Regions from separate parts of the Homo sapiens genome. Here region 2 is linked to region 1. A link is a loop called in an ENCODE intact Hi-C map of the cell type or tissue named here. Cell type or tissue: heart left ventricle. All regions are shown on one strand. Links, peaks and the distances in the headings refer to the core of each region. The heading gives the core; the rest is flanking DNA.

Region 1 (4,180 bases), core at 814-3,313:
TCCTGGCTGGGGCCTGGGCCTCCTGTCTCCCAAGAGCCATCCACTTGTAAGACGCTTAGGACTTGGAGCCTCCCAAGACCTCAGGCTGAAGAACAGCAAGTGGCAGAAACTCAGGCCGGGGCATCCTTGCTGGGGGTAGGAGGAAGCCTGCTTGGGGTGACAGTCACACGAGGGTGACACAGGCCCTGCTGGCCCTGAGCTGGCCTGCGTCCAGCCACATCCTCTTTCCTGTGTTCCCTACGCCAGGGTGCTGGCCCGGCCACTGCTCACCACTTCCTGCTTTGCTGGCCCAGCGACACGGTGGGGTTTCCCTAGGGCCACACACAAGCCCCTTGCCCATATAATGGCCAAAAGCAGCCCCCCTGAACTTGTGCTAAGTACTGTGGAAGGATTTCACTTCATTTGCAGTGAGGAAACCAGCTCCGAGAGGTGAAAGGGCTTGCTCAGGGCCATGCAGGGCACATCCCATAATAAAACTCAGTTCAGAGACCTTGACCCCCCCCATCTACCATCATTTCCAAAAGTGCTTTTTACAAAGCACTACTTTGTAAAAAGCTACTTCTTCGAAAGAACAAGTTTCCTGGCCCAGTGAGTGTTGGAAATGCTCCAGCTGCTGTGTGCCTGCTGGCAGGTACTGCATGGTAGACATTCAAGGCTCTGAGAAGGCCTGCAGCAAAAACACCAGCCTCTCCCAGCCCATTCCCAGGGAGCTTTTCTCAGGTCTAACACCTGGGCCTCCTTCCTAGACCAGGCATTGCCATCTAATGCCAAAGTGGCCAGGCTCCCGCTTGGGCCCCACAGCCTGTGGCACTGGGGTGAGAAGTAACTGCAGGAGGCGAGGGGAAGCCTGGAGCCCGGGAAGTGTCCACAGGTCTGGCCCGCAGCTCATCTTGGCCACTGATGAAAACAGGTGTTCTTTCCAAAAACAAGGCAGGCGCAGGACTCCTGAAGCACCGCCGGTTTAGCTTTTCCCAGACGTAACCGCCGTCAGAGCGTGGCATGGAGCCTGTAGCTGTGCACTGAATACTTCTATTCCAAGCGGGTCAGTCTTTCCAGCTCACCGCTGGGTTCTTTCCCTTACCGTGGTCTCCCAGGCACTTACTGCTGAGACCCCACTCAGGCTGTCTGGTTGTATCAGGCCCCGACCCTGTCAGAACAGGCCTATGGCGCCCAACCACAAGTCCCCCAATTTTCTGAGGAACCACAGCTGAGCTTGGCTGTGACTCAGTTTCCAGGCCCGGCTCTGGGGCTCCACTTGTCCACCCCTGCCGCAGCCCCACAGGCCTGTGCTCGCTGTGTGGGGCTTAGGGATCACCAGAGCTGAAGGGCCCCTGGCCTCCAGTGGGAATGCCCCAGGCCTGTCCAAAGTGCAGGCAGCTGGACGGTCGTGAGTCCCAGCTTCCAGGCACTAGGACCTGATGACGCCCATGGTGCTGACCTGGAGCAAGGTCACAGTGACACCCCCCTCTACCCCCCGCGGCTGCAGCTGCAGGTGGAGCTGACAGCTGGCCTCTGGCCCCAGGGTATCTCCCAGGGCCTGCTGGGTGCGGGGCGCTGGGCAGAACAAGGCAGCATGGCCTGGCCCTGTGTCCTGCTGCCAGTGAAGCAGGCCCAGAGTGGGGCAGCCACCCACCCAAGGGCCAGAGCGGGGCCTCTCCAGGGTGGTCAAGAGCAGGAAGGTGTAAGCACCGGCGGGTTTCACTGCCGCCCAAGGGAGGGGTCCCGGAGGTGGGGGAGCATCCTGGGGACCCCAAGCCCATGAGCCTGCGAATGTTGGGGTCCCATCAGCCAGAGGCGCACAAGCCTCGAAGTGAGAGGAGAGCAGGGTCTCATCTCCTATCCTGAGCTGGGCCTGAGCGGAGCTGCCCCTGCATCGGGGCCAGCATAGACGCGCGCGGTTGGCAGTGGTCTGTTATCCGCTCCTTTCTCCAGGCCTCCTCTCCGGGATTAAGCGCCTCAGGACCCGTCCGCCAGGCCACAGCCTGGGCTCAACCTCTCCCAGACTTCCTGGACTCCAGTGGAGCCTTGGGCCGGGGGCGGGGCGTCCCTGGCCCCTCCCCGTCGTCCCGCCTGCCCGGAAAGGAGTGAGCGGCGCCTAGTCCCGGGCTGGCGGGAGTGCAGTTCTGAGTCCCGCCCGGCGTGCGCGGAGCGGGGCAGCCAGCAGCGGAGGCGCGGCGCGCAGCACACCCGGGGTGAGTGCCCCTGCCGGGGTCTGCGGAGCCCCAGAATTTCCTGCCCACCCTCTTCCCCCTGCCCCGGGGAGGAGATCCTGGCGCCCCACCCAGTTGGCTCCGTGAATGCAGCTCAGCCCGCCACCCCGCAGGGTGTCAGGCCTTGCGGGGGGCCACGGAGGATCCCCAAGGGAGGAGGAGAAGGATGGGGTGTTTACCAACACAGCCCAGCGTTCCCGGGCCTGGTGTGCGCGGAGCTTTCCCCGCTGCTGCTTCCTTGGAGGGAGGGACCCATTCTACAGATGGGGAAGCTGAGACCACACAACTAGGAAGTGTCAGAGCTGGAGACCAGCTGGGTCATTTGACTCCAGAGCCCACCCCATTTGGAATGGAGGGGGCGCCAGACCCTCTCCTACTGCCTTCCCATCATCTGGAGGGGAGGGCAGAGGTGCAGAGAGACCTGCTGGGTTCCTGGAGGGGCCAGGAAAGGGGCACAGGGTGAGGAGTGGGCTGGAGCCTGGACCCCAGGGCCGCAGGATGGAGGCGTATTCATTTACACCATAAAAGTGGCTGGGTGACCCTGGCTAGAGCGGGGACCAAGGGGGACAGGGGTAGGGGGTGAGCCAGTGGAGCCTCACATGCCAGGCACGGGGGCTGATCACGTCCCCACACCTTTCCCCCCGCCCATTACAGGTTGTTCCCCCACCCCCTGGGAAGTGCTGGAAGGAGCCCGGCCCTCGAGCCCTCGGCATAGTGGCTGTGGGAGCCCTGATGGCCCTGAGCCAGGGGTGACCCCTCCCCAGATCCCCAGAGCTGATTCCCCACACCTCCTTATTTGGCCAGCACAGCCCCAAAGGGAGCCAGGTCAGACACAACCCTCCTCTGAGCTCACCCTTTGTGCTGGGCACATAACATTGGACTTTACCTCTCCAAGTGTCAGTGGAGTCCTGTATGAAACAAAAGCACCGTACCCCCTCCCCAAGGGTTTCTCCCCCCAGGGATTAGTGTGAGGTCGTGTGGATGAAGGGATTCAGTTGAGGCTCTGGTTATTTTTGTCACCTCCCTAGATCCTGTCTCTGTCAGGGGTGCCACGTCCCATTCACCCAAAGAGGAAGTAGAGGCACAGAGAGGGTGAGAGACTTGCCCAAGGTCACACACCCAATCTCAGCCTGGGCTCCAAGTCCCTCTGCCCTGTGGCCGGGCCTGGTCCTTAGGGATGGAACCCAGCCCCGCTGCCCCCTGCCCTGCCCACCTGCAGCCTTGGGCCATCTGCTCAGTGTTCCCTCGTTCCCTCCTTCTCTCCTTTCCCAGGCTGGGGCTGGGGCTGCGTTTCCCTGTTTAGAGTTAAGTAAACCAGACCCAGGGGAGGAAGTGACTGGCTGGGCAGGCGGGGCCCTGACCAGGCCTGTCCCCTCCCCCTAATTTTCGAGCTAAGCAACTGATTCCCACAGAGGGGCCCTGGGCCCTGAGAGCAGTGGCTTTGGAGCTGGAGGGGCCCCAGCATCCAGGGCGGGTTGGAGGTGGCCTGGCACCTGCCCCCACCCCACATCGGCCTTGAGCAAGGCCCCGGGCCCTTCCCCGCCATTCTGTAGTTTCACTTTTGTTGGTTTCAACACCTGGAAGGCTGCGGCTGCTGCCGGGCGGCCCGGGCCTCAGGGGACAGCCCCCCCACAGCAGTGCTCCCTGGCTAGCCCCAGGGTACCCGGTGGAGATGCCCGCTCCTACCACTCAGCACATGCAGCTCCACAGGGAGCAGCGAGGGCTCCAGCCACCCCCGGGGCAGCCCTGGGCCTAAGTGCCTGGGCCAGTGGGGTCCTGTCTAGGGTGACGGCAGCCCGAGAGGAGGGAGGCCAGAGTGAAGGTGGGGGTGGAGCCGGTGTCACTGGGAGACGCTGGAGGTAGGGGCGGGGGTCCCCATGGGCAGAGCAAGCCAGGAGAGAGCTTGAGGTCGGCCTGAGGGTGGGCTTCGGGGTCTCCCAGTCCCACTGCTTACTTTCTGCGTGACCTCA
Region 2 (9,398 bases), core at 1-2,500, 82 kb after region 1:
GTCTCGATCTCCCGACCTCGTGACCCGCCCACCTTGGCCTCCCAAAGTGCTGGGATTACAGGCGTGAGCCACTGCGCCCGGCCCGGGAACACATCTTTAAAGGTCTCAATAGAAGGATGCACACACTACGTTGAATGGTTATGTCTTCGGAGCAGAGTGGTGAAAGAAGGTCAGACTTCTGTTAAGTCTGAATACCTACACGCGTACTTCTGTAATTCAAATTTAAGATTAAATATTTTCAAGTTTAAAAAAAGGAAAAAATGGCCGAGCGCGGTGGCTCATGCCTGTAATCCCAACATTTTGGGAGGTCGAAGCGGGTGGATCACCTGAGGTCGGGAGTTCAAGATCAGCCTAACGAACATGGAGAAACCTTGTCTCTACTAAAAATACAAAATTAGCCGGGCGTGGTGGCGTGTGTCTGTAATCCCAGCTACTCGGGAGGCTGAGGCAAGGAGAATCGCTTGAACACGGGAGGCCGTGGTTGCAGTGAGCCGAGGTCGCGCCACTGCACTCCAGCCTGGGGACCAAGAGCGAAACTCCGTCTCAAAAAAAAAAAAAAAAGGAAAAAACATTTCTACCTTACTCTTATTTTAGGAGCCACGCCTCCCACCTTTGTCTAGTAACACAGCTATAGTGATGTCTCTTAGGGGATGAGAAAATGCTACTCCTCCACTAACAATGACTCTTGGAGAGGGAACAAGACATCAAATCGCGAACTCGAAAAACTAACAGAAAAAAGTTAAAAAGTGGTTTGTGTTTTTAAAGCCAGCCACAACACCTTCATTCAAGGCCCTAAACCGCAGAGACTTTCTAGACCTATCTTAAGCGTCAGTACCACACGCACTTCGTGATGGAACGGTATTGTTCTCCTAGAACAGACCCGTTTTCTCATGAAACCGACGTTTTTACAAAAGCCTGTTTGTGGACGGCCTGCGGCGGCCGCGAACCCGCTTCCCTTGGATTACCCAGGGCTGGGAGAAGGAGGGCTTTCGCCGGCTGCGGTCCCCGGTCCCCGGCCTCCGCCCCGGCCCCGGCTCCCCCGGCCCCCGACCCCCCCGGCCCACGCCCCCTGCCCGGACCCCGCCCCGGCCCCGCCCCGCGTCACCTGACTGTCCCGCGGCCCCCAGACCCGGCGCCACCGACCTGATGACACTGATGTGGAACTCGTCCTCGCGGAGGCCCCGCCAGGCGCCGGGCAGGAACTCCTTGCACCACAGATAGGCCCTGCGCCGCGTCCGGGGCTCCGGCTGCTCGTCTGCGGGCGGCTGCGGCGGCGGGGGCTGGGGCAGCGGCAGCGGCAGCGGCAGCGGCGGCGGAGGGGGCAGCGCGAGCGGCGGCTGTTGGCCGCCCAGCTGCTTGGACTCGAGGTCGCTGGCGGCGTCGCGCTGCTGCCCCACGCCGGGCGCCGGGGCCGCGCTGCCGCTACCGCAGCTCAGCAGCAGCCCGAGCGGCGAGGGCTCCGCCTCGCCCCCGGTGCAGAATTTGGTTTTCATGCCCGACAGGCGGCCGAGGAGGCGCGGGCGGCCGCAGCGCGAGAGGACTAGGCTCAGAGTCCGGCCGGGCGCCCCCTCGCCGCTCTCTCACTGGCAGGCCGGCGGGGCAGGGGGCCGCGGCGGTTGGGCGCGCGGGGCGGCGGCGGCGGCTGCGGCGACTGCGGCGACTGTGGAGCGGGGATGTGCTGCTGGCCGCTGCACTCGCTCCTCTGCCGCCGCCGCACGAGGAGCGCCGGCCGCGTCACAGCCCGCCCTCGCGCTCGCCACTGATTGGCCGCCGTCCGCCGGCCCGGCGCATCATAACCGCCGCCGCCCTCGCCACACCGCCTCCCCATTGGCTGCGGCGCCGCCCCCAACCCAGAGCGCTGCGGCCTCCGTGAGCGGGGCCTGGGCGAAGGGGGCGGGGCGTCGAGGGGGCGCCCCGGCGGTCGCAGGGAAGGGGGAGAGGGGAGCGAGGCGCGGGGGGCGCCGGGAGAGCGCCTCCGCGGTGGGACGGAGCCGGACTGGGCCGAGCGAGGGAGGCTCCTGAGCCTCGGAGGACCCCGGGGTTGGCTTTGGGAGCTGAAAGTTTCCTTGGACCCCTCGGAAGCCCCGTGACATCAGAGGCCGGGCCTGGCAGGGGCAGGCAGGAAACGTGTCTGGAGGCTACTGCCCTCTCCGCGTGACCTTGGGCGAGCAGCCTCCTCCTGGGGCTCAGTGGGTGTGATTTTGTAACATTTCCCAGCGCTGCCACAGGCGCGTCTCGCCCTGTCCAACGCGGAGCCCGAAGAATTACTAAGAAACCGAGGTCTGAAGGAGGGAAGAGGTGACGGGCTCGAGGCCACACGGTGGGCCAGGCTGGGCCCGGCTGCACGCCGGCTACCGGGGCCCAGCCCTCTGCACGCCTCCCGCAGCCTCAGTTTCCCTGTCCGTGGTACTGAGGATGCTCGGGCCTAGAAGTTCAGGGCTGGAGGCCCAGGGACCGTCGAGGGAGGGGCATCATCCCCGCCATGGGGCCGCCGCAACTGCCCAGAGCACAGGCCAAAGGTGCGTGCCACGGGGCTACTGGCGTTGTGGACGCTGCCCCTGCCTCCCCATCCCCCGCAGGAAACAGCCTTGTGACCGTGACTAACGCACCTTTGCCGGGGTAGAGGGGCAAGGGCCCCTGCTACCGTTTGCCACACACTGCCCCATGTCCCTCACTGCTCCCGTCCTTCCTAGAAGTGAGGTGCTGATACATATAAAAATTATGGATCCCATTTTATGGGACATGAGCTGAAACAGGAGGTTTCCTGGGCTGCCAGGGGCTTAGGAAATCCAGTGCCTGATACACAGGAAATGCTTCTATGTGGGGAGTTCACAGTCTTCCAGAAGCAAAAATGTTTTTTGGTTTTTTTTTTGAGACGGAGTCTTGCTCAGTCGCCCAGGCTGGAGTGCAGTGGCACGATCTCGGCTCACTGCAACCTCCGCCTCCCGGGTTCACGCCATTCTGCTGCCTCAGCCTCCCGAGTAGCTAGGACTACAGACGCCCGCCACGACGCCTGGCTAATTTTTTTTTTTTTTTTTTTTTTTTTTTTGTATTTTTAGTAGAGACGGGGTTTCATCGTGTTAGCCAGGATGGTCTCGATCTCCTGACCTCGTGATCCGCCCGCCTCGGCCTCCCAAAGTGCTGGGATTACAGGAGTGAGCCACCGCGCCCGGCCGCAAAAATCTTTTAGAGTGTGTACTTGGCTGAACTTGCTCCACGCAAAATGGTCTTATTTAAGGATAAAAATGAAAGGGGACTTTTGTAAGGCTGCTGTGGCGACAGGCCTGGAAGTTGACCTGCAGGGAGGTAGGAGAGACCAAGGCCCCTGGGACGGAGGCCGGCCACTGGATGTTTGAAAGGCTGAGAAGCCAAGGGCTTCAATCTGGGGAGGCCGTTTGGATAAAGGAGCCAAGGACTTTCTCTAAAAATACCGGCTCACAGGGAGGTGGGGCCATGCCAATGGCCTGCCCAGGTGACAAGCCCTTTGTCCCACTGTCCCCTGGCACCAGTCTGGTAATCTCAAAGGAATGCCAGAAATCTGGCCAGGAGGAAGGGACACTAAAGTAAGGAGTGGCCCTCTATAATTTGAAATAACTCTTTCTGGCATCTGCTGGCTTTTGTTAGGAAAAGCCTCAGACATTTTTATGGGATCACAGTTCCCTGTGGGAGGAAGAGGTTGCCTCAAGGCCAGGCATGGTGGCTTATGGCTGTAATCCCAGCACTTTGGGAGGCCAAGGCAGGAGGATCACTTGAGCCAGGAGTTTGAGACCAGCCTGGCCAACATAACAAGACTCTGTCTCGCCGGGCGAGGTGGCTCATGCCTGTAACCCCAGCACTTTGGGAGGCCGAGGTGGGCGGATCACAAGGTCAGGAGTTCGAGACCATTCCGGCTAACACGGTGAAACCCCATCTCTACTAAAAATACAAAAAAAATTAGCCGGGCGTAGGTGGTGCATGCCTGTAGTCCCAGCTACTCGGGAGGCTGAGGCAGGAGAATGGCATAAAACCCAGGAAGCGGAGGTTGCAGTGAGCCGAGATCGCGCCACTGCACTACAGACTGGGAGACAGAGCGAGACTCCGTCTCAAAAAAAAAAAAAGACTGTCTCAAAAATTAAAAATGAAAAAAAAAATTAACAGAGCATTGTGTCTTACACTTGTCCGACTACTTGGGAGGCTCAGCCAGGAGCATCACTTGAGCCTGGGAGGTCAAGGCACCCACTGCACTCCAGCCTGAGTGACAGAGTGAGACCGTATTTGCTGAATGAATGAATCAGTGAGCTCCTGGCTCAGCAATTATTAACTTATGACTTTGGGCTGAGCCTCGGTTTCCTCAACTATAAAATGGGGATTATAATACCCCGAGCATCCAGGATTGAGAGAATGTATGCAAAATGCATAGCATGCAAGAAGTAACCGTTTGGTTGCGTGCAGTGCATTGCATGGCGTTGCCTCTGCCAGTGGTTGGTTTTCGGAGATGAATAATGCATGCACTTGTAGCATTTCACAGCTTGGGAAGACAGTGTCGTATAAGAAAAGAATTTGGGCCGGGTGTAGTAGCTTATGCCTGTAATCCCAGCACTGTGGGAGGCCAAGGTGGGAGGTTTGCTTGAGGCCAGGAGTTCAAGATGAGCCTGGGCAACAAGTGAGACCCTGTCTCTACAAAAAATAAAATAATTGGCCAGGCACAGTGACATGTGCCTGTAATCTCAGTTACTTAGAAGCCGGAGGTGGGAGGATCCCTTGAACCCAGGAGTTCAAGGCTGCAGTGAGCCATGATCACGCCACTGCTCTCCAGCCTGGGCAACAGAGGCTAGGAAAATAAAAATACATTTTAAACAAAAATAATTCAAACACTCTGATAACCAAAATGTCAATGTCTGTGCACAAGTAGACGAGTTTGAGAGAAACTTGCTATGGCAGGTAATTGGAGGTTGTTCCAATTACCAAACCTTTTCCTCTAGGATAAGATAAAAAAATTATCCAAAAGCTCTGTGATTGATGCTGAATTCTGAGAGCAGACTCAGAGGGTGGGTGATGGGCCTTAGGAGGGATAGAGGAAAGATTGGGAAGTTCCCGTCCACTCTGAATTTCCTGCTGATGGGTTCCTCGGGGTCCACCCACGGGCCTCAGCCCTGCCACCAACTCCAAGGCCTGTTCTGAGAAAGGGCTTTGTGAGTCTGACTCCCCCCAAGATGGGGGAACCCACTGTCAAGCACCTGGTAGGAGCAGGCTTTGAGCCCTTTCAAAGATGCTGCATACAGCAAGTTCCCTAAGCAGCAGTGAGGTGAGTGTCATTAGCACTTCATCTCCCAGGTGGCAAGGGAGCTTCCCAGGGGATAAAACCATTCGTTAAAGGCCAGCAGGACCTGGGACTCCACCCAGGACCCCATCCAGGGGAGCCTTGTCCTTCTGTCCTTCTGCACCATAAGCACCTTTGGCCCAGGAAGCACTAGACATTTGGCACAGTGGGGGTTCCCTCACGGGCTGGAGAAGCAGAGCCCTGGCAAGGCTGTGCTCACACCTCCTCCCAGGTCACACCCAGGACCAAGCACCCCTGCTCCAGTTCTGAGCCTTAAAATATTGATGAGAGCACAGAGGCCACCTGGCTGCAATCCTCCATGTTGAAGATTGGGTTGCAGTGCCAGCTAGCAGAGTGACATGGAGCTGGGCTTTCCCTGAGTGCTGAGCGTGGCCCCAGCCCAGCTCTGTCAGCGAAAGGCTGTGTAGGTCCAGCAGCTTTCTGGAGGTCTCTGAGCACAAGTGTGGTCTGACTTGGACTGACCCTTCTACCATACATTTGGCTCAGCACCCGCAGCCAGAGTCTAGGGCCCACAGGGCTCAGAGGAAGCAGGTGACTAGAATATCCATCTGTCTGGTGGGTGGGGCAGGCATTCCTCCTGTCCTCATTTGCAGGGATTTTGAGTATAATATTATGGGTAAAAATTCTGGCCAGGTGCAGTGGCTCACGCCTGTAATCCCAACACTTTGAGAGGCCAAGGTGGATCACCTGGGTCAGGAGTTCGAGACCAGCCTGGCCAACACGGTGAAACCCCGTCTCTACTAAAAATACAAAAATTAGCCAGGCATGGTGGCACATGTCTATAGTTCCAGCTACTCGGGAGGCTGAGGAAGGAGAATCACTTGAACCTAGGAGGTGGAGGTTGCAGTGAGCCGAGATCATGCCACTGCACTCCAGTCTGGGCAATAAAAGCAAGACTCCATAACGCGCGCGCGCACACACACACACACACACACACACACACACACACACACAATCTTTAGAGGTCATGCTGCCACCCACTGTGTGACCTTGGACAGAACATCTACCTTTCTAAGCCACTTTCCTCATCCCCAAATGGAGTCCTACTCTACAGGGCTGTTGGGGAGATTCACCGAAACCAGCAAGGAAAGAGCTGGGTGTAGAGCCAAAGCCCCACAAAGGGTATCTATGCTTTTCAGCTTATTGTTAGCTGGATTCCCAGAGCCTGGCAGAGAGCAGCAAATACCCATTCATCCTAAGTGCCAGTGGAAGCGCAAAGCCTGCAGGAGCTCTGGCAGGTCTAACAGGGCCTGGAGAGTTTTCCATTCTTTGAAGCTCCTGGCACATTCAAAAATTAAGAAAAATCTAGGCGGGACACGGTGGCTCACGCCTGTAATCCCAGCACTTTGGGAGGCTGAGGTGGGCAGATCACCTGAGGTCAGGAGCAAGACTCCATCTCTAAAAAAAAAAAAAGAAACATCTCGACAGGGTTACCAAAACTGGGGCATGTTTGAAATACTTAAATTGAACAAATCAGTGCTTTTAACACACATGCAAAAGTCCCATTCAAGATAATTTTGCAATTCTCAAGGTAATAGAGGGATTACTTTAAAATAATAATGGAGCCAACCAAGCATAGTGACACCTGCCTGTGGTCCAAGCTACTGGGGAAGCTGAGGCAGGAGGATCACTTGAGCCCAGGGGATTGAGGCTGTAGAGACATGATTGAGCCACTGACTCCAGCCTGGGTGACAGAGTGAGATACTGTCAATAATAATAATAATAATGGTTTGTAGAGCACCTTAAGTGGTATGGTGTGACAAACATCTTTCAGGCCTGACAACAGATCTCTGTACTAATCTGATTATCCTTATTCAGATGTATCTAAATCTGAGGCCCTTGGGGCACATGATTGCCTCCTGGGGCTGCCATAGTAGACCCTGGCAATGACCTAGTGACCGTTCCTCTACTGGAGATGATCCCCTGGGCCCCTCAGAATGCATTTCCTGTGTCCACATAGCCGGTGTTTTAAGTCAGGTGATCTTTTTTTTTTTTTTTTTTTTTTTGAGACGAGGCCTCTCTCGTTGCCCAGGCTGGAATGCAGTGGTGCAATCTCGGCTCACTGAAACTTCTTCCTCATGGGTTCAAGTGACTGGCCTGCCTCAGTCTCCCAAGTAGCTGGGATTACAGGTGTGCACCACAACGCCCGGCTAATTTTGGTATTTTTAGTAGAGATGGGGTTTTGCCATGTTGGCCAGGCTAGTCTCGATATCTGCCCACCTCAGCTTCCCAAAGTGCTGGAATTACAGGCATGAGCCACCGTCGCCAGTCTTAAGTCAGGCAATCTAAGCTCCCTTTCCAAGTTTGTTGAAAACCTGATTTGAGGTTTTGTGCTTTAAGCTTGCATTACATTTGTAACACAATAAATGCAATTTTTGGCACAATAAATGCAAAATTGTGGCGCAGTGACTCATACGTGTAATCCTAGCACTTTGGGAGGCCGAGGCAGGTGGATCACCTGAGGTCAGGAGTTCAAGACAAGCCTGGCCAACAGGGCGAAACCCTGTCTCTACTAAAAATACAAAAATTAGCTGGGCATCGTGGCAGGTGTCTATAATCCCAGCTATTTAACAGGCTGAGGCAGGAGAATCACTTGAACCTGGAGGGCAGAGGTTGCAGTGAGCCAAGATTGCGCCACTTTACTCCAGCCTGGGCAAAAGAGCCAAACTCTGTCTCCAAAAAACAAACAAACAAAATAGAAAATAAATACAATTTTTAAAAAGACCCCAGTCATCATGCAGGTTACACTGTGGGGATAACACTTCTGGGCTAGGAGTTGGGCAACCTGGGTTCAGGCACCGCACCCCCTCTGCCGGCTGCACAGGGCCCCTCTCCCCTCAGTCAGCCCTGGGCCCTGCAGGCTGGACTTTTGCCTGGTAGCTTTGGGCTGGCCCTCCCTTCTGCAGGGGACCCCTTGTACAGATGGGTAAGCAGAGGCACAGGGGCACAGGCAGGACAGCGGCTCTGCTCACGCAGGATGCCATGGCCAGTCGTGGGCCTACTCCATCCTTGATCCTCCCCTCCCAAGGGCACTTGCCATCCAGGCCTGAATGGCAAGAGGCCCCTAAGGGGCCCCCAGTCCTGTCGGCACCCCCTTTGAGTGACTGACAGGGAGGCAGGGGAGCTGGCAGCCCCCATCCCCACACCAGCTTGTGGAAGCTACCAGCGATCGGTGGGGCCCCACTGGCAGCCCGTCCGTGTAGCCTTGGCCGGGCCCCCAAGCTTCTTAGAATGCCATCTAAGAAGGCAGAGGGGGATGAGCGGCGGCGGGGAGGAGGGGCAGGCCTTGGGAAGATCCACTGGGTCACAGGGAAGCGAAGGCGGACCCTCCTCCCCCAGCGCTACTGCCCGGGCCGAATTCCAAGGCCAGCGGCTGCCCGCTGAGAAGGAATCCGGACCAACGGGATTCTGGCTTCCCTCTGGCCCCTCCTGGCGAGAGCGGCGCCGGGAGGAGGGGGCCTCAGAAGGGGCGGGCAGGGGCGGGGCCCGCGGGGTAGGCGGAGCTCCCAGGAAAACAGCGGGCGGGGCCTCGCGCGAGGGGCGGGGTTGGCGGCGAGGCGTCCCAGGACCCCCATTCCTCCCTCCGCCCCGGGGCTTCTGGGGAGCGGCGCAGCTTGACTGCCACCGACTGCGGGCCTCCCTGCCCTACAAGCCCCCACCCCCGCCCCCCCTTGGGACCTGGCGAGGAGTTGCCCCGCAAAGTTGGGGCTGGTGCGGGGTTAAGGGGATTACAATTTTCCTAGGACTTAGTGTGCTGAAGCTGCTTTTGCGATTAGAATTTATATTTACAATGCTGATAACAATAAACTACCCAGGCTACCGCGCCACGTGGACGGGGGTGGTGGATGGAAAGGGAAACCCTTGGCCACCAGCAGCCTGTGATAAGGCCAAGGTTCCCTGGCTGGATTGCTGCCTAGGATGCCTGTGGTCCCTACCCCCGCCCGGGAGGCAGGATTGACTAATCCGACCAAGCAAGGCCTCCAGGCTGGGCCAAGAACCCCTTCCCAGTCCTCTCCCAAAGTCTATGTCCTTGGGCTCACGCTGTCCTCTCCTGTCCTTGCCTCCTGCATCTACAGAC

Evidence for each region. A loop is a pair of places that touch in the nucleus more often than their neighbours do. Peaks named below come from ENCODE experiments on the same cell type or tissue, not always from the same donor. Only the 100,000 strongest peaks of a DNase experiment are listed, where the experiment ranks them.
Region 2: a loop joins it to region 1, with 2.9 times the contacts of the local background. A loop is called at or near these places in 50 of 110 quality-filtered maps.

What each region holds. Positions count from the first base shown.
Region 1 is chr11:68,036,928-68,041,107 of GRCh38, forward strand. It overlaps TCIRG1 (T cell immune regulator 1, ATPase H+ transporting V0 subunit a3), which reads left to right and starts at 2,098. Exons shown (of 20, transcript NM_006019.4): 1 at 2,098-2,192. RefSeq lists an enhancer at 1,457-2,078 and silencers at 1,970-2,149, 2,210-2,289, 3,970-4,099. In heart left ventricle, for the core only: no CTCF peak of the experiment used is centred there; DNase peaks (open chromatin) are centred at 824, 1,299 and 2,044; H3K4me3 peaks cover 2,060 bases; H3K27ac peaks cover 2,500 bases.
Region 2 is chr11:68,119,685-68,129,082 of GRCh38, forward strand. It overlaps CHKA (choline kinase alpha), which reads right to left and starts at 1,704. Exons shown (of 12, transcript NM_001277.3): 1 at 1,144-1,704. The coding sequence starts at 1,493. It overlaps CHKA-DT (CHKA divergent transcript), which reads left to right and starts at 2,204. Exons shown (of 4, transcript NR_183630.1): 1 at 2,204-2,519; 2 at 9,397-9,398. RefSeq lists enhancers at 1-3, 429-558, 699-828, 1,677-2,442, 2,443-3,209 and silencers at 979-1,108, 1,679-2,108, 2,459-2,558. In heart left ventricle, for the core only: no CTCF peak of the experiment used is centred there; DNase peaks (open chromatin) are centred at 1,257, 1,827 and 2,137; H3K4me3 peaks cover 2,500 bases; H3K27ac peaks cover 1,735 bases.